Regions from separate parts of the Homo sapiens genome. Here regions 2, 3 and 4 are each linked to region 1. The links are chromatin contacts, found by Hi-C or POLR2A ChIA-PET in ENCODE. All regions are on one chromosome and are shown on one strand. The core of a region is the stretch at or near the end of the contact, and the rest is flanking DNA. Distances in the headings are between cores, read along the strand shown.

Region 1 (3,619 bases), core at 390-2,889:
ACTTTGGACTGTGGACTTTTGAGCTAATATTGGAATTAGTTGAGACTTCGGGGGGCTACTGAGAAGGGGATGATTATACTTTGCAATGTGAGAAGGACATGAGATTTGGAGGGGCCAGGGGCAGAATGATATGGCTTGGATCTGGTCCCCACCAAATCTCATATCAAAATGTAATCCCCAGTGTTGGGAGGTGGGGACTGGTGGGAGGTGACTGGATCATGAGGGTGGAGTTCCCATGAATGGTTTAGCACCATCCCCCTTTGGTGCTGTATAGTGAGTGCTCACAAGATCCGGTTATTTAAAAGCGTGTGGTACCCCCGATCCCTGGTCCCAATGCTGCCATGCAAGATGCCTGCTCTCACTTTGTCTTCCATCATGACTGTAAGTTTCCTGAGGCCTCCCCAGTCATGCTTCCTGTACAGCCTGCAGAACCACATGTGAGCCAATCAAACCTCTTTTCTTTATAAACTACCCAGTCTCAGTTTTTGTTTTTTTTTTTTTTTTTTTTTTTTTTTTTTGAGACAGAGTCTTGCTCTGTTGCCCAGGCTGGAGTGCAGTGGTGTGATCTTGGCTCACTGCAAGCTCTGCCAGTTATTTCTTTACAGCAATGAGAGAATGGACTAATATAGCCCCCATATGAACTATCTTCCTCCTTCTGAAAGAAGGCTTGGCCATCTTTTGGTTTTCTTTCTTCCTTACTTTTTCAACATTCTCTCTCTTCCTTTGTGGCAGCTGAGGCCTGTCCTGGCCTGAGAATGAGCAGGTTTAGAGGTATCTATTTATTGCCACAAGTCTTGTACAAACTTTTCTTGTGGTGCTGACAAGCATGGTCTCTGTTCCATTTAAGAGGTAAGATCTGAAACTCAGTGTGGGCTTGGGACAGCCTTTTGGCCTATTTCATTCTGTACTATTCAAGCCTACCTAGCTTAGGCACATGTGTTGTCACATCCAGCCCATGGACTTGATTACACAAGGGGATAAACCTGGACTCAGGTTTATAATGTGCTTGCCAGGCACTGCTGTCCTTCTCAGGAAAGGGTTGCCGAGGCATAGTAAGATTGGATTGGGATCTGTTGGATCATGGGAAAATTTTCCTGCCCAAATATTTATCTTACTGCAAAGTCAAAATGGCCTGTAAGCCAGAGTTCACTGTCCAGCTCCAGCCCTCCTCAATCCAGGAGTGTCTGGTGAACTGTATCACAACACAGTAGGTGTATTAGTTGTGCCTGCTTTTATGCTAAGGCTTAAGAATTCAGCTGATTCGGCTGGGCGTGGTAGCTCACTCCTGTAATCCCAGCACTTTGGGAGGCCAAGGCAGGCAGATTACCTGATGTGAGGAGTTCAAGACCAGCCTGTCCAGCAATGGTGAAACTCCATCCCTACTAAAAATACAAAAAATTAACTGGGCGTGGGGGCGCATGCCTGTAATCCCAGATACCCAGGAGGCTGAGGCAGGAGCATCACTTGAACCCGGGAGGTGGAGGCTGCAGTGAGCTGAGATGGCACCACTGCACTCCCGCCTGGGTGACAGAGCAAGACTCCATCTCAAAAATAGTAATTCAGCTGATTCACTTCCTAGTCATTTCTAGAGTTGGACTGTGTATTTTTCTGTGACCCGTAACAGTTTCTGAGTCAGAACTACCATATGTCTGTGAACCAATCTGAATTTGATACGGACAACTCCAAGCTGCCTACAGCTTTATAAAAAGAGTTCTTCCAGGTCTATGTGTCCTTTAATCATACACATTTTAGGACTCCAGTGTGCCTGCTCTGGGAAATGCAATGCTAGCCTACATCGGGCCTTTTTCAGTGGTGTGTTAGAAACTGACTGAGGGGGTGGGGGATCCACAATTTGCAGCATTTACTAACTTCTATGATACAAATACTCCTACCATTGTCCATTAAAAGCTACCAACCTGATGTCACTGAACATCAAGTTGGGAAGAGATGCACACAATTGGTTCTCCTCTGGGGAGCCAGCAAAAGCCAGCTGCAACACACCACGGCTTTGCACATTTTTAAAAAGGCACCCCCTGGTGGATGTATTAAGACAGGTATCCCCTTTGGGCAAATTAGAAAAAGACACCTCTTCTGGGGAGACCTGTGCCACATGTACACCTTGGTGAGAAGGCAAGAGCCCCTTCCTCCACACGTAGCTTGTTGAGGGGAATGTGAACTAGATTTTAAAGTCCATTCGCCTCCTTAACTATGTACTTTTGTGCAGTGCAAAATCAGCACAACTTTACAAGGCAGTCCTGCCACTGATTCATGACCATCGTGTAGTTAAATAAAACGGATGGAATAGAAGACAGCCAAGTTACCTAGCAGCCTGAAAGACTACTTTATGTGGATAATTATAGGATGATATTGCCAGTTGAAGTATTAGTTGTTCTTAAAATTAGTCTAATTAATAGAAGGCTATTATTGATAAAAAGGGCCCCCGACTATACCATTCCGAAGATAGACATGATATAGCTAAAAAGACTTGGGAAATGTGATACCTACAGTACCACATATTTAGAGTCCAACTCATTAAATATATTGATCTTTAGTGACTTAAATGCTAACAATAGTCAAACACAGGCATAATGTGAATATTTAAATTTAATGTAGTTCTTCCCTATTTAACAGTTTTCTGTAACTCCTATTTAGCCTACCAATTACCCTGTGAAAGTTATCCTCCCCCCTTTTTTACAGATGAGAAAGCAGGCTGAGAGATCAAATAACTCAAGGTGACTCAGAAAATAATTCAAGGTGACTCCTCCTTTTAAAACTAAATATGTAATGGATAATATGCAACTGATTTCTTGTGAAATATAACATTTATGTTTTTAGATTTTCTTTGCCTTTAACTCAAGCTAAGTCCAGTTTAAACCTGTACTTTTTGTAATTAGCCAAATCAAATGATCATAATTCAAAGATGCTAAAACAGAATGCTACATAGTGATGCTGAGAAATACTGTCAATTAGCCAGCAAACAGTAATCTGAATTTGCGCAGGATGATCATTCTAATTTAGATATAATGGAAAGATTTTAGATAAAATAGAAAACTTTTTAAAGAAATTCAACTATATCCTAAAACTTGACCTGGTCAAACTTATTCCATATTATATTCAGTTGCTCTAATATACAGCAGGTTGATACTAAAATAATGACAGAATTTGGCTGGTCTAAACATACAAATATATTTTCCCCCTTTTCTTTCTTTGGGAAAATAAGAAAAAAAACATTACTCTGTTTACTCAGAAAGCAAGGAGAGCAGCACCTTCTCCTGGACTCCGTGACTGTCAGCCATCTTGTCATCACAAAAAGGTGAGGGGTGCCAGGATTTCACTATGCTGCTCCTTCACTGGAAAGGGAAGGAAATGCTCCAGCTGTTTTAATCAGTGACATTTATTAACATGCTTCAAAAGTGACCAAAGTGTCCAGCCAGCACAATAGCCGAGGCAATCAACGTTCTCTTAGTGTGTGATCTCCTCCAAAACACCAAATAAATAGGTTTAGGAATAACCTCAAATAAATTGTAATTTAACTTCGCCCAAAATTATACATCCTCTACTGCTCTTCCCTGCTCCTGTAAAGATACTAGCGGGAGGGGAGAAAGCTCAAATGACTCTG
Region 2 (3,723 bases), core at 204-2,703, 140 kb after region 1:
ATTACTCTTAAGAGCAATTAAAGTACTTTACTGCAAAATAAACATTTTCAGTATTTTCCATTTTTAATGTTAGAGTTGTCTCCTTTGTGTGATGGTAAAGCAACAGATTTTCTTTCCAGTATGGAGAGAAGAGAGAACTGTCCTCTACAGGTGAAGGTGTACTCTAGTTTTTCACATATATTCTAAAATAAGCAAATGAAAGGATTGTGTTTATGTTACAAAAAGGGAGTTTTGTTTTACAAAAGAATTAAACTACTTGAGAACTACAAAAGAATTTAATGGCTGGGCACGGTGGCTCACGCCTGTAATCCCAGCGCTTTGGGAGGCCAAGGCGGGCTGATCACCTGAGGTTGGGAGTTCGAGACCAGCCTGACCAACATGGAGAAACCCCGTGTTTACTAACAATACAAAATTAGCCGGGCATGATGGCGCATGCCTGTGATCCCAGCTACTCGGGAGGCTGAGGCAGGAGAATTGCTTGAACCCGGGAGGTGGAGGTTGCGGTGAGCGGAGATCGCACCATTGCACTCCAGCCTGGGCAACAAGAGTGAAACTCCATCTCCAAAAAACAACAACAACAAGAATTTAACCGCATAGTTCAAAAACTGTGAAACCATATGAACTATATGCAGATGATTTAAAATACAAAAGTTAAATTTGCATATGACTTTTTAGGAAAATGTCTTCCATAAAGTAGAGCTTTATATCAATATTATTTCTTTGTATAACCATGGAATCCATTCACAATATAGGGTGGGAGGGCAGTTCTCTTTGATTCTGCCTTCCTTGAAGGCGGCTCTGCCAGTTGATAAATCCCTAGTGACTTGCTCCCTATTTAAATGAAGGCATGAGTGGAAAGGCCCTCTGTCTCTCCCTGCAGGAAACCATCTTTAAAGTCATGGAACTGCTAAAAGGAGAGGGATCTATTTTTAGAACTTTGGCCTTAAAAACATTTTAAGAATATCAGTAAGCCACAGTAAAGTGCTACTTTTGTTTATTATGTAAATATACTTTCATTTAAAGAAAATACTGTGATATATAACTGATTGCATGGGTGAGAGGGAAGAGAAAAGAGTGACTAATTGGAATTGTTTAGTAGAGTTGTTATATGTATTTTATTTTACTTGGCAGATTTTTCCCCCCCAAAATGGAATGGTGGTTCACGTTTGCTTTTACAGAAAATCATATTTATAATTGGAATTGTGAAGGAGGTGATCTTAAGGGAAGACGTTTTCATGGCTGAATTAGGAGAAGGTGTTATCTAAATGAGGAATGCCTTAGAAGCTGTACCAGATGTTTTCTGTGTCGGAAGTAGTATCTATGTTTTTATTTGTAAACATGCATTCTTTTGGTTGGATTTATGGAAGACTAACAGAAACATGGGTTTTAGCATTGCGGTCTGGCTGCCTGTGCATCCACAGCTGTAGAGGCCAAGACGCTTCTCTGCCTGCAGGGACTGCCCATCCCTGTTTCTCAGCAGGCTGGAAATAGCTGTGTATTTGTCTTCCTTCCTCTTAGCACAGATACTTCCAGAGTAGGGGGCACAGTCATTCTTAGGTTCAGGTCCATGTTAGGGAAACACATGTGGGTTACTATGACTTTGTTTTCTGCATTCCCAGATGATAAACAGCATAAAATTAGGAATAGGAGAAACTTGGCAAGATTGGACAGTGAGCCAAGTCTTCAGACAACTTTAAAAAATAGGCGCAAATTTTTTCAAGAAGCTTATCAGTTTTTCGGTACTGCTTTTCACAGTAAATAGCGGATAACGGACTGATGTTATGTCTTGTAATGGAATCTAGCTTGGAGTCCCTGGGACAACAAAGTTATGATAAGGGCAGATAAGAGGACGCTTGATTCTTTGTCTCCGTTAGCCATTTGGAGCAGAACGTTTGCATAAATGAACTTTTCTTCTGAAGTGGATCTTGTTTGTAAGAGAACTTACGAAAGGAAGAGGGACATTTTAAGCATGTTTCAAAACTGAGTTGCTGGTGAGGCCACAGTTAGTTTTTAGAGGTCCAAGGGAAATCAGGCAGTGTCTCATCTGTTGTTAATTAATGAAACGAAACTGGAGTCACTAGAGTGCAGCAGTGAATGAAAGGTCAGTGAATGGAAAAAACTGTCAATGAAGGAGGATGTCAGCAGAGTGGAACATTGTCATAGATAAAGATCAGTGAAAATGTGCTCTGGCTGAGGTAGGGTTTTCTGGAAGTGACTGGGAGCCAGTCTGGGACATTTCAAGCCAAACTGAGCACTAAATGAATGTTCTGATTGCAGCTAAATCTGTTAAATATTTTTAAATATTTGTTTGAGTTTGTTCTAGATATCAGTTGAGAAAGATTTGTGAAAAAGAGGCTTCTTTTTGTTTTATAATGTGTTTTACAGTGTAGTGTTGTTTTGTTTGGCTCTTTTGTTTTGAAGCTGAACAATGGTTTCTTTCTCTCCTTTCTGTTCTCTGTCTTAGAACTTTCTAGAGCCACACTTACTTTTGAGGTCCACTGAAATCAAAGTGATCTAGGATCACTGTACCAATTAACGATAGAACTGGACCTCGAACAGCCTGGCTGATGGCTCAGTTTATGATTATTGCAGAATTGCATCTCCTCTGAAAGTTGTTCTGTGGGGGGTGACCTGACAGCCAAGGTCTACTACCAACTTGTAAATGGTGGTCATGAACAAACCAGTGACCATATTTACATTTCAACCAGTTCATCTGTAAACTTTGTTATTGGTGTCATGTGAAATTGCCTTTAAAGAGATTCTCCTTTCTCTGTTCTTGTCGGATCTTCTTCCTTCTCCCTCATTGAAGCCTTTGAGCGATATAGCTTTGGGGAAACAAGGCTCTTCCATCAGTTTGGGAGAGGACCATGGCCTTTTTAGCCTGGTCACAGCTGGGGAGGCCAGGACCCCATGAATATCATCAGCAAGGCTGTCCCTGCATCCAAGGGAGAGTTGAAAGTAATTCCATAGGATTTAGAAAAGTAGACTTATAACCTGGCTCTTCCGGTTATTATATTACGTGATTCTGAGCCTATATTATGTGATTCTGAGCCTTATCTATAAATGGGATTAGTAGTAACACCTATCTCATAGGGCAGCTGTAAGAGTGTGTAAATACCTATAGAGTGCTTAGAGCAATGTTTGTCACGCAGTAAGTGTTCAGTACATTCTAGGATTACATACATTATTTATAAAAATAATCATTTATAAGGTTCAAATGAAATTCAAGTGGTGTTTCCTTGGATTCTCTGTTTTCTCTTTGAGAACATTTATTGGAATATTGTTTTGTTGGATGTATGTATGTATTTTTTTGAGACAGGGTCTCACTTTGTCACCCAGGCTGGAGTGCAGTGGTGCGATCACAGCTCACTGCATCATCAACCTCCTGGGCTCAAACAGTCCTCCCACCTCAGCCTCTCAAGTAGCTGGAACTACAGGAATACTCCACCATGCCTGGCTAATTTTTTCTTTCTTTCTTTTTTTTTTTTTTTTTTTTTAACAGAGATTGGGTTTATCCATGTTGCCCAAGCTGTTTTGTTGAATTTAAATGACAACCATTCCAGGAACTGTTTTAGAGCCAGAATTGAAAAATATATGAAGACAGTTCTTTAGAGAAACACCAGAACTGGCAGGGCGCAGTGGCTCATGCCTGTAAACCCAGCACTGTGGGAGGCCAAGGTGGGTAGATCACTTGTGCCTAGGAGTTTGAGACCAGCCTGGGCA
Region 3 (3,686 bases), core at 154-2,653, 170 kb after region 1:
ACGTTGTGCTACTAAGAGATCTCAAATATTAGTCTTTGTCCGGACCCTTCCATAGTACACCTTAGCGCTGAGACTGAGCCAGCTTGGGGGTCAGGTAGGTAGACCCTGTTAGGGACAGAGCCTAGTGGTAAATCCAAGAGAAATGATCCTATCCAAAGCTGATTCACAAACCCACGCTCACCTGACAGCCGAGGGACACGAGCATCACTCTGCTGGACGGACCATTAGGGGCCTTGCCAAGGTCTACCTTAGAGCAAACCCAGTACCTCAGACAGGAAAGTCGGGGCTTTGACCACTACCATATCTGGTAGCCCATTTTCTAGGCATTGTGAATAGGTAGGTAGCTAGTCACACTTTTCAGACCAATTCAAACTGTCTATGCACAAAATTCCCGTGGGCCTAGATGGAGATAATTTTTTTTTCTTCTCAGCTTTATGAAGAGAAGGGAAACTGTCTAGGATTCAGCTGAACCACCAGGAACCTGGCAACATCACGATTTAAGCTAAGGTTGGGAGGCTAACGAGTCTACCTCCCTCTTTGTAAATCAAAGAATTGTTTAAAATGGGATTGTCAATCCTTTAAATAAAGATGAACTTGGTTTCAAGCCAAATGTGAATTTATTTGGGTTGGTAGCAGAGCAGCAGCACCTTCAAATTCTCAGCCAAAGCAGATGTTTTTGCCCTTTCTGCTTCACTGCATGGATACAGTTGGTAAAATGTAATAATATGGCAGAATTTTATAGGAAACTTCCTAGGGAGGTAAATTATGGGAAGATTAAGAAAGGTACAAATTGCTGAGGAGAAGCAGGAAACCTGTTTCCTTAGTGGCTTTTATCCCCTCGGCATGCGATGGGGCTGATGTTTCTATGATTGCCTCAGACTTTCACATTTACTAGTAGGGCTGAGAGAGGCTTTAGTGAGGAAGGAATATTCAGAATAAAACGGTTGAGAAAGCTGAGAAGACCATTGAGTTTTGATCAGTTGTGAATAGAGTGCAAAGCCATGGCCAAGCTGTTTTTGGAAACGCTGGCCGGCGTGTCTTCAGTGGAAAAAGCAAATCAAAATGGAGCGAGAGCAAAGGGGCGTCCTCAGTCCTCAACCTACAATCACTGTATGGAATCGGTCCTGGCAGCTGAACATAGGAGGTCACTGGAACAAGTGATAGTGCAGATTGGCTTTCAAACATCCTCCTGGCTTGAGTTTTATCAGCTACAATGTGGGTCCTCTTTTGAAGCCTTAATTCACAACAGCAGCTTTTTGGGGGTGGGGCTGGGCGGGTGTTGTCATTGTTCTTTCCCTTCCTGTAAGTGTCGCTAGTTGCTGCCTCGTATCTCAGGTTTTTCTCTGTTTTTGAGAAATGGACAGTTTTTTGACCAGGATGTGACTTCATGTTTCCTATGGTGACTTCTAAAACCAGCACAGAATGATATGACTCAACACAGACCGACTTGGTTATGGGGATGATGAGCCGCACAGACCTCACTAGTTGTGCACAAATAATGTGCTATGATGGGGTGTAAAGTGAAGGCAGAAGAGGGTCAGCCGCATTGTTATGATACTGGGAAAGTGCTGGTCAACGATTTGAGTTAGTTTTTAGATATACATTGAAATCTTTAATCAGACATTCTCAAGTTTCACACAGTAGTTTTTGATGTTATGTACACACACACCAAATGTGTAACAGTTCACCACTTCCAGAGTGTGGTCATGCCCAAAACATGTTTAAGAAAGGAAAGCAGTAGCTCCTTGCTAACGATGTTTCAGGAGGTTTGGGGGACTTGGTTTTAATGAGCTTCTGTCATTTAGGGCTTCTCTTGGCCATGGTCCCCCTTCCTTCTGGAACTGTGATGTAGTCACATCCTACAGCCTTTAGTGCTGGTTCACTAGTGTCAGATAATCAGTTCTTGGAATCGAGACTGCCGTGGCGAAGGGGTGGCCTCGGAGGCAGGCTCTGGAGCTGCTTGGATGTCTTTAGGTGGGGTGGTGGCTGGCTCTCTTCAGCATGTAATTGGGGAAACCCTCGCGTCTACTAGGGGTGATACAGATGGTGATTTTAAAGAGCAAAACTAGACTTCTATGTGAGAAGTGCTGGAAAATGATTTAGGACATGTGTAAAGTTAGATGGAAAGACTGTAAATGTTTAATATGAATATAGTGTTCTTTTGAAGTAAGGCCAGCTGTTGAACGGTTAAACTGTGCATTTCTCATTTTGATGTGTCATGTATGTTAATGTATGAAATGATTAAATAAAATCAAAACTGGTACCTGTTTATACATAAATACGAGAAAAGACCTATCTTTGCAGCCATAAACTCGGTGGGAACACCACCACTCAAGTTGCCAAAGGAGGCAGTGGTGAAACCTGTCCTGTTCTCACTTAAATGAGGATTTAGCTCAAAATAAAGTGGTGGTGTCATCAGGTTTATTCCGTGTTCTGTCATTCACATGGAACACCGGATGATTAGCTAACAGTTTAGTGCCAGCCTTCATTCTTTACTGTGTACGTTAAATGCACACTACAGTGAAAAAGCCTAAGACACTTGGTAAATATTTTCTAGCTGACTGATTCCAGAACACACAAGTACATGGTAGGAAAAAAAAGGCCAGCTACACACACATGGCCCATTTCGATATAACATGTAAATGATGTTACGATTCCTACAGGAAAAACAGGAAGGGCAATTGTTGAAGAGCTGTCCTTTGTCCTTGCCACATACATCTCAACAACCTCTCTGCTCATGACACTAGATTTGATGACTTATGAGACTAGAAACTTAGTCTCATCAGTTTCATAAAAATTAGGCATTGAAGGAATAAAGCTTCAGTGCAAACAGATGGAATATTGACTACAGAAAGAATCACAGGTGACCTTGAAGTTGGTTGAGTTGAAGTTACATTTAAGAAAATTTATAAGAAAGATTGGGCCGGGTGAGCTAGACTAGAAGAGCTATCTTGGCCAGGACCCTGCAGAAAAAGAGGTGGAAGTGAGATAGAGGAATAAAGGGAATTAGAATAAATCAGCCTCCAGAGATAGAGGGTAACAGGAGGAACAGTTGTTTCAGTGAGAGGCTTCCAATGAGAAGATGCAGATCTTGGGAGAGCCTGAAGTTCAGGCCAGTTGCTGACAGTGCTCGGAGCCCCTTCATGACCAGCCTCAGCAGGCTATTGTTGGAGGACTGGTTTGGATGTGACAACTACAATTAGACCAGGAATTAAACTAAGAGGGGAGGCTGGGGGCGGTGGCTCACGCTTGTAATCCCAGCACTTTGGGAGGCCAAGGCAGGTGGATTACCTGAGGTCAGGAGTTTGAGACCAACCGGGCCTACCTGGTGAAATCCCTTCTCTACTAAAAATACAAAAATTAGCCAGGTGTGGGTGCCTGTCATCCCAGCTACTTGGGAGGCTGAGGCACGAGAATTGCTTGAACCTAGGAGGTGGAGGTTACAGTGAGCCAAGATTTCGCCATTGCACTCCAGCCTGGGCAACAAGAGCGAAACTCCATTTTAAACAAAAAATAAACTAAGGGGAAATTAGTGAGAGGTGACAGCGCACTGGCAGCCCTCACACCCCTCACTCACTCTCAGCACCTCCTCTGCCTGGGCTTCCACTTTGGCGGCACTTGAGGAGCCCTTCAGCCCGCCGCTGCACTGTGGGAGCCCCTTTCTCGGCTGGCCAAGGCGGAGCCGG
Region 4 (3,460 bases), core at 492-2,991, 140 kb before region 1:
TTGTACAGGGCGATGGAGGCGTTCCTCCCGCACTGCAGCAGCTGGCGGTCCCCGCAGCCCTGCCAGCGGCAGAAAAACTCGAGGCAGCTCAGGATCTCTCGCATCTGGTCCTGGCAGGTGGCCGCGATCTCCTGCACCCTCCGCAGCTCCCGGGAGTTGCAGAAGATCAGCGAGAGATCGGACGTGATGGTGACGGCCCCTCCGGCTGTGGCCACCCCCAGCCCCACGGCCGACACCAGCAGCGAGGTCCCCAGGGTGACCGGGCTGAGCGAGAGCCCCACGATGGCGGCGAGGGCGCCCGTTGCGCTCAGCGAGCTGCCGGCCACGTTGGCTACGAGGGAGCGCCTGCGCAGGCGCTCCAGGCGCCGGGCCACCTCGCGCAGGCGCAGCACCTGGCCGTGCAGCCGGCCTCGGCGGTCCAGCAGCAGTCCCTGGAAGCGCCGCAGCGCGTCGGGCCCATGCGGCTCCCGGGCCGCCGGCCTCTCCATTCCCTGCGGGGACATAGACACGCGGTCAGCCTGGAGTCTCCGTGCCAGCCGCCGCTCCCGCCCTGCTGCCCGGACGCCAGCGGGAACTTGGCACGAGTTCAGCGGAGCAGCCACTGCCACGCTAGGGGAACGGGTCTGTTTCCAGTGGATCATGAGACGAGTTCTCAAAGACCTGTTCTGGAATCCGGGGGGAGCCACACAAGTTCTCAGGACCTTATCTCTGCATATGGAAATAGGAATAATGCTATCTTCTGCTTCTCTCCCAGGGAACGTTAACGATGGGCTTCATCAGCTATGTGTTAAATAAGATTTAAACTGGGAGGGGCGTGGTATTAGAAGGCTTCTCCAGTACTGAGGCCTTTGCTCTACTTAAGATAACACTTTGTAAGTGGTGGGTTGTACAGTTTACAAAGCCCTTTCATCATGTGAAAATTGGATCCTAGGAGTTTTGCAACACACTTTTCTCTCTCTCTAATGAATGAAAAAGACTTCACCAAAACCTCAAAAATCGTATTTTCTACCAAGCAGAAGAAACATCTAAGTTAGATGCTTGCCTGAAGCAACTCTTCTGCTTGTGATTCTTCCAGGCTCTTTTCTTAGAATCAAGCCTAAAATGAGATTTGCACTGTTTATTCTAACTAGGGCTCCTTGGATCTTCAGAAACATCAGTCTTTGCTGGGTGCTTGATTTAAACTAAGTCACATTAAATTAATACCATTATGTCTCTTTGTTATGAAAGTTTTCTTTTAAAAATGAGTAATGGTTGAATAAAATAAAGTGGCCAAAATTTTTGTTCAACAACTTCTACCACGTTGAAGCCAACTGAAGATGACTGACAAAGATACGAACAAGTTGTACATCTTGGGGGAAAAGTATATTCATCCTAGTTGCAGATTCCCACCTTCATGTCCACTGTACTCTTCATTATTAGGAACTTCTTAAAAGTGGCAAATGAGCCATAGAAATAGAGCATTTCAAAACTGAGCTATCAGGGCAGAAATCATTCTCATCTGGAAGAATTGCCTGCATCAGACATCAGATTCTAGAAGCAGCTGATTCTTCACAGAGCCCAGTCTAGAATCCTCATCTCCTTATTCACAGGACTTAATTTTACTTCCATGCTTCCATAATCCAACCCACCAGGGATAATTTTCCAGGTGAAAAGAGAAAATGAGAAAAAGTCATCCCGAATATATGCCTCAGGGTTCCCCACTTACCATTCACTTCTGTCTGCCTCCAGGAAAGTAAAATCTGAGGCTGTTTCTGGATGAGTGTGCTTTATAGTTCCAGAGAACCAATGGCTGCCCTGGGAAAGCCTTGTCTCATTCTGAGAATTTGCCATTTCCTGTCATGACCCCTGCTGCCTTCATCTAGAAGGACGTGACATGGTGGAAAATGACCTGCCAGCACAGCACATCCCGTATTTAGGAAACGAACATTGTGTGTTCGCTTTCCCCTGAACGCAGGAAGAGAACCACAGGCTCTTCCCTAACTTGAAACAAGTGTGTTGTCATTCTCCCAGTGGGATACCCTGCCTTTCCTGAGAATAGCTAATGACGCGATAGAGAAGGCCTTCAAACGCACCCCAGGCTGACCAATTATAGTGTTTCTTGAGGCCACCATTACAAAATCATATTTTAAAAGAAAAGGGAGGGGGTGGAAAACCCTCATATCTGACATAGCCGCTCATACTCCACTGCTGTATTTTTAAAAGCGTTGTGAATCTGTGAGTGGCTGGAGCCTGGGATCATTTGGCATGCAGCGGGTACCCTGCAGTCCTAAGAATGCAAGGCCACACCCACAGGAAGTGCTGCGTGCAGTTTTGGGCATCTCCAGCTGTGGAGAAGACATTGGCGGTCTCAGAAAGGGCACACTCCAGGTCACATGCATCAGAAAAATCAGTGGGGTCAGGCTGCATGAGGAGCTAATTGTACACTTTCAACCACAATAGGGCATTGGCTTCCCAGGTTTTCATTTGAAGTAGCAATTGTAGCCCATGTGATAGGGAAATGAGTGGATTCTGTCTACAGGGTCATGAGGCATGGGCTGAAGGGCAATTATTTTGATAATTCAGCACAGAAAAGTGAATGTAGCTTCTGTGGACTTGCTGCAGACCAGACCAGATGGAACATAGATATCTCTGGGGCATTCAGAGGTGGTTGGAGCTCAGCCTAGGAATTCAGTCCTACTACATGTCCCCAAATCCATCCATCGTCCTTCTAACCCTCTCCTCCAGATAAGGAGGGCCAAATTCGTTTCTCACTTGAATAAGGATTATCTCAACTCTCTGGCTTACCTGGAAAGCCTTAACAGCCGTATCATTCTGGAACATGATTAAATCCCCCACCTTTATGACTATACTTTGTATTTATCAACACAGTATAACAACAGTAGCAACAGAAAGGACAACCATAGTCCTTTCAAACTTGATTATTCTAGATTTGGTCCACTTCCAAATATTCTTGTTACAGCTCCTCAAAGGATAGCTGTAACCTCAATCTAGATGCCTCCAGTGTGTCCTTTTGAGGTTAGAAGTGGAAGAATATCCTCCTCTATCTCCATAGACATGGTCACTCCAAATGGGATGTGGGCCAGCGCGAATTGGGGAGGTAGACAAGAGGGAACATACCACTGATTCTTCAGCTGACACATGTTCCTCTAACTTCCCTGGACATCATCCTGTGTGTTTTGGGTTTAGAGGAACACAATTAAATCTTTATTTTATAGATGAGGAATATTGCTGGGATACAGGGTCTTCCTCAGAGCATCAATATCATAGTACAGAGGTGGGATGAAGAACCAGAAGGTAGAGGAAAATAGACAGCGTGTATACTGACCTCAGCCCATATCTTGGAATTTGTTTTTCTCTGTGTTGAAAGCCCATTTTCTTTGTATTTGCCTCTTTATGGAGGCAAAAAAAATTGAGTTAATTGACAGTTTGGGCTAAAGTTTTACTGCCCATAAAAACCTGG

What was found. Hi-C counts contacts between places; a loop is a spot of excess contacts on that map. ChIA-PET counts read pairs that join two places held with the same protein, here RNA polymerase II (POLR2A). Pooled maps may share reads with other maps.
Region 2: a map of transverse colon shows a loop between it and region 1 (2.6-fold over the local background). The contact joins two enhancer-like sites. A Hi-C loop is called at or near these places in 5 of 168 maps with a recorded cell type or tissue (CD4-positive, alpha-beta memory T cell, Caco-2, IMR-90 and 2 more), 3 of 37 single-sample maps with no recorded cell type and 12 of 50 pooled maps. POLR2A ChIA-PET finds 5 or more read pairs at or near these places in 1 of 52 experiments (GM12878).
Region 3: a loop to region 1 is called in a pooled map, with 3 times the contacts of the local background. The contact joins two enhancer-like sites. A Hi-C loop is called at or near these places in 5 of 168 maps with a recorded cell type or tissue (CD4-positive, alpha-beta memory T cell, CD8-positive, alpha-beta T cell, OCI-LY7 and 2 more), 6 of 37 single-sample maps with no recorded cell type and 13 of 50 pooled maps. POLR2A ChIA-PET finds 5 or more read pairs at or near these places in 1 of 52 experiments (activated naive CD4-positive, alpha-beta T cell).
Region 4: a pooled map shows a loop between it and region 1 (3-fold over the local background). The contact joins the promoter of APOLD1 here to the enhancer-like site in region 1. A Hi-C loop is called at or near these places in 4 of 50 pooled maps. POLR2A ChIA-PET finds 5 or more read pairs at or near these places in 3 of 52 experiments (CD8-positive, alpha-beta memory T cell, Caco-2 and OCI-LY7).

The regions. Positions count from the first base shown.
Region 1 is chr12:12,644,076-12,647,694 of GRCh38, reverse strand. It overlaps CREBL2 (cAMP responsive element binding protein like 2), which reads right to left. Exons shown (of 4, transcript NM_001310.4): 4 at 2,587-3,619. Among named protein-coding and RNA genes, the nearest start is that of CREBL2, 34 kb to the right of the region's middle. RefSeq lists a silencer at 2,100-2,159 and an enhancer at 3,184-3,619. Within about 2 kb of position 1,639, at least 2 of the 41 ENCODE cell types and tissues checked have a DNase peak (open chromatin) inside an H3K27ac peak, as active enhancers do; they include GM12878, where a contact is called at or near this core.
Region 2 is chr12:12,504,466-12,508,188 of GRCh38, reverse strand. All of the region lies in intron 3 of DUSP16 (dual specificity phosphatase 16), which reads left to right. Among named protein-coding and RNA genes, the nearest start is that of DUSP16, 57 kb to the left of the region's middle. Within about 2 kb of position 1,453, at least 13 of the 41 ENCODE cell types and tissues checked have a DNase peak (open chromatin) inside an H3K27ac peak, as active enhancers do; they include GM12878, where a contact is called at or near this core.
Region 3 is chr12:12,472,813-12,476,498 of GRCh38, reverse strand. It overlaps DUSP16 (dual specificity phosphatase 16), which reads left to right. Exons shown (of 7, transcript NM_030640.3): 7 at 1-3,217. Among named protein-coding and RNA genes, the nearest start is that of DUSP16, 88 kb to the left of the region's middle. Within about 2 kb of position 1,403, at least 7 of the 41 ENCODE cell types and tissues checked have a DNase peak (open chromatin) inside an H3K27ac peak, as active enhancers do.
Region 4 is chr12:12,783,940-12,787,399 of GRCh38, reverse strand. It overlaps APOLD1 (apolipoprotein L domain containing 1), which reads right to left and starts at 1,741. Exons shown (of 2, transcript NM_030817.3): 1 at 1,706-1,741; 2 at 1-491. The coding sequence starts at 1,708. RefSeq lists silencers at 215-324, 355-454.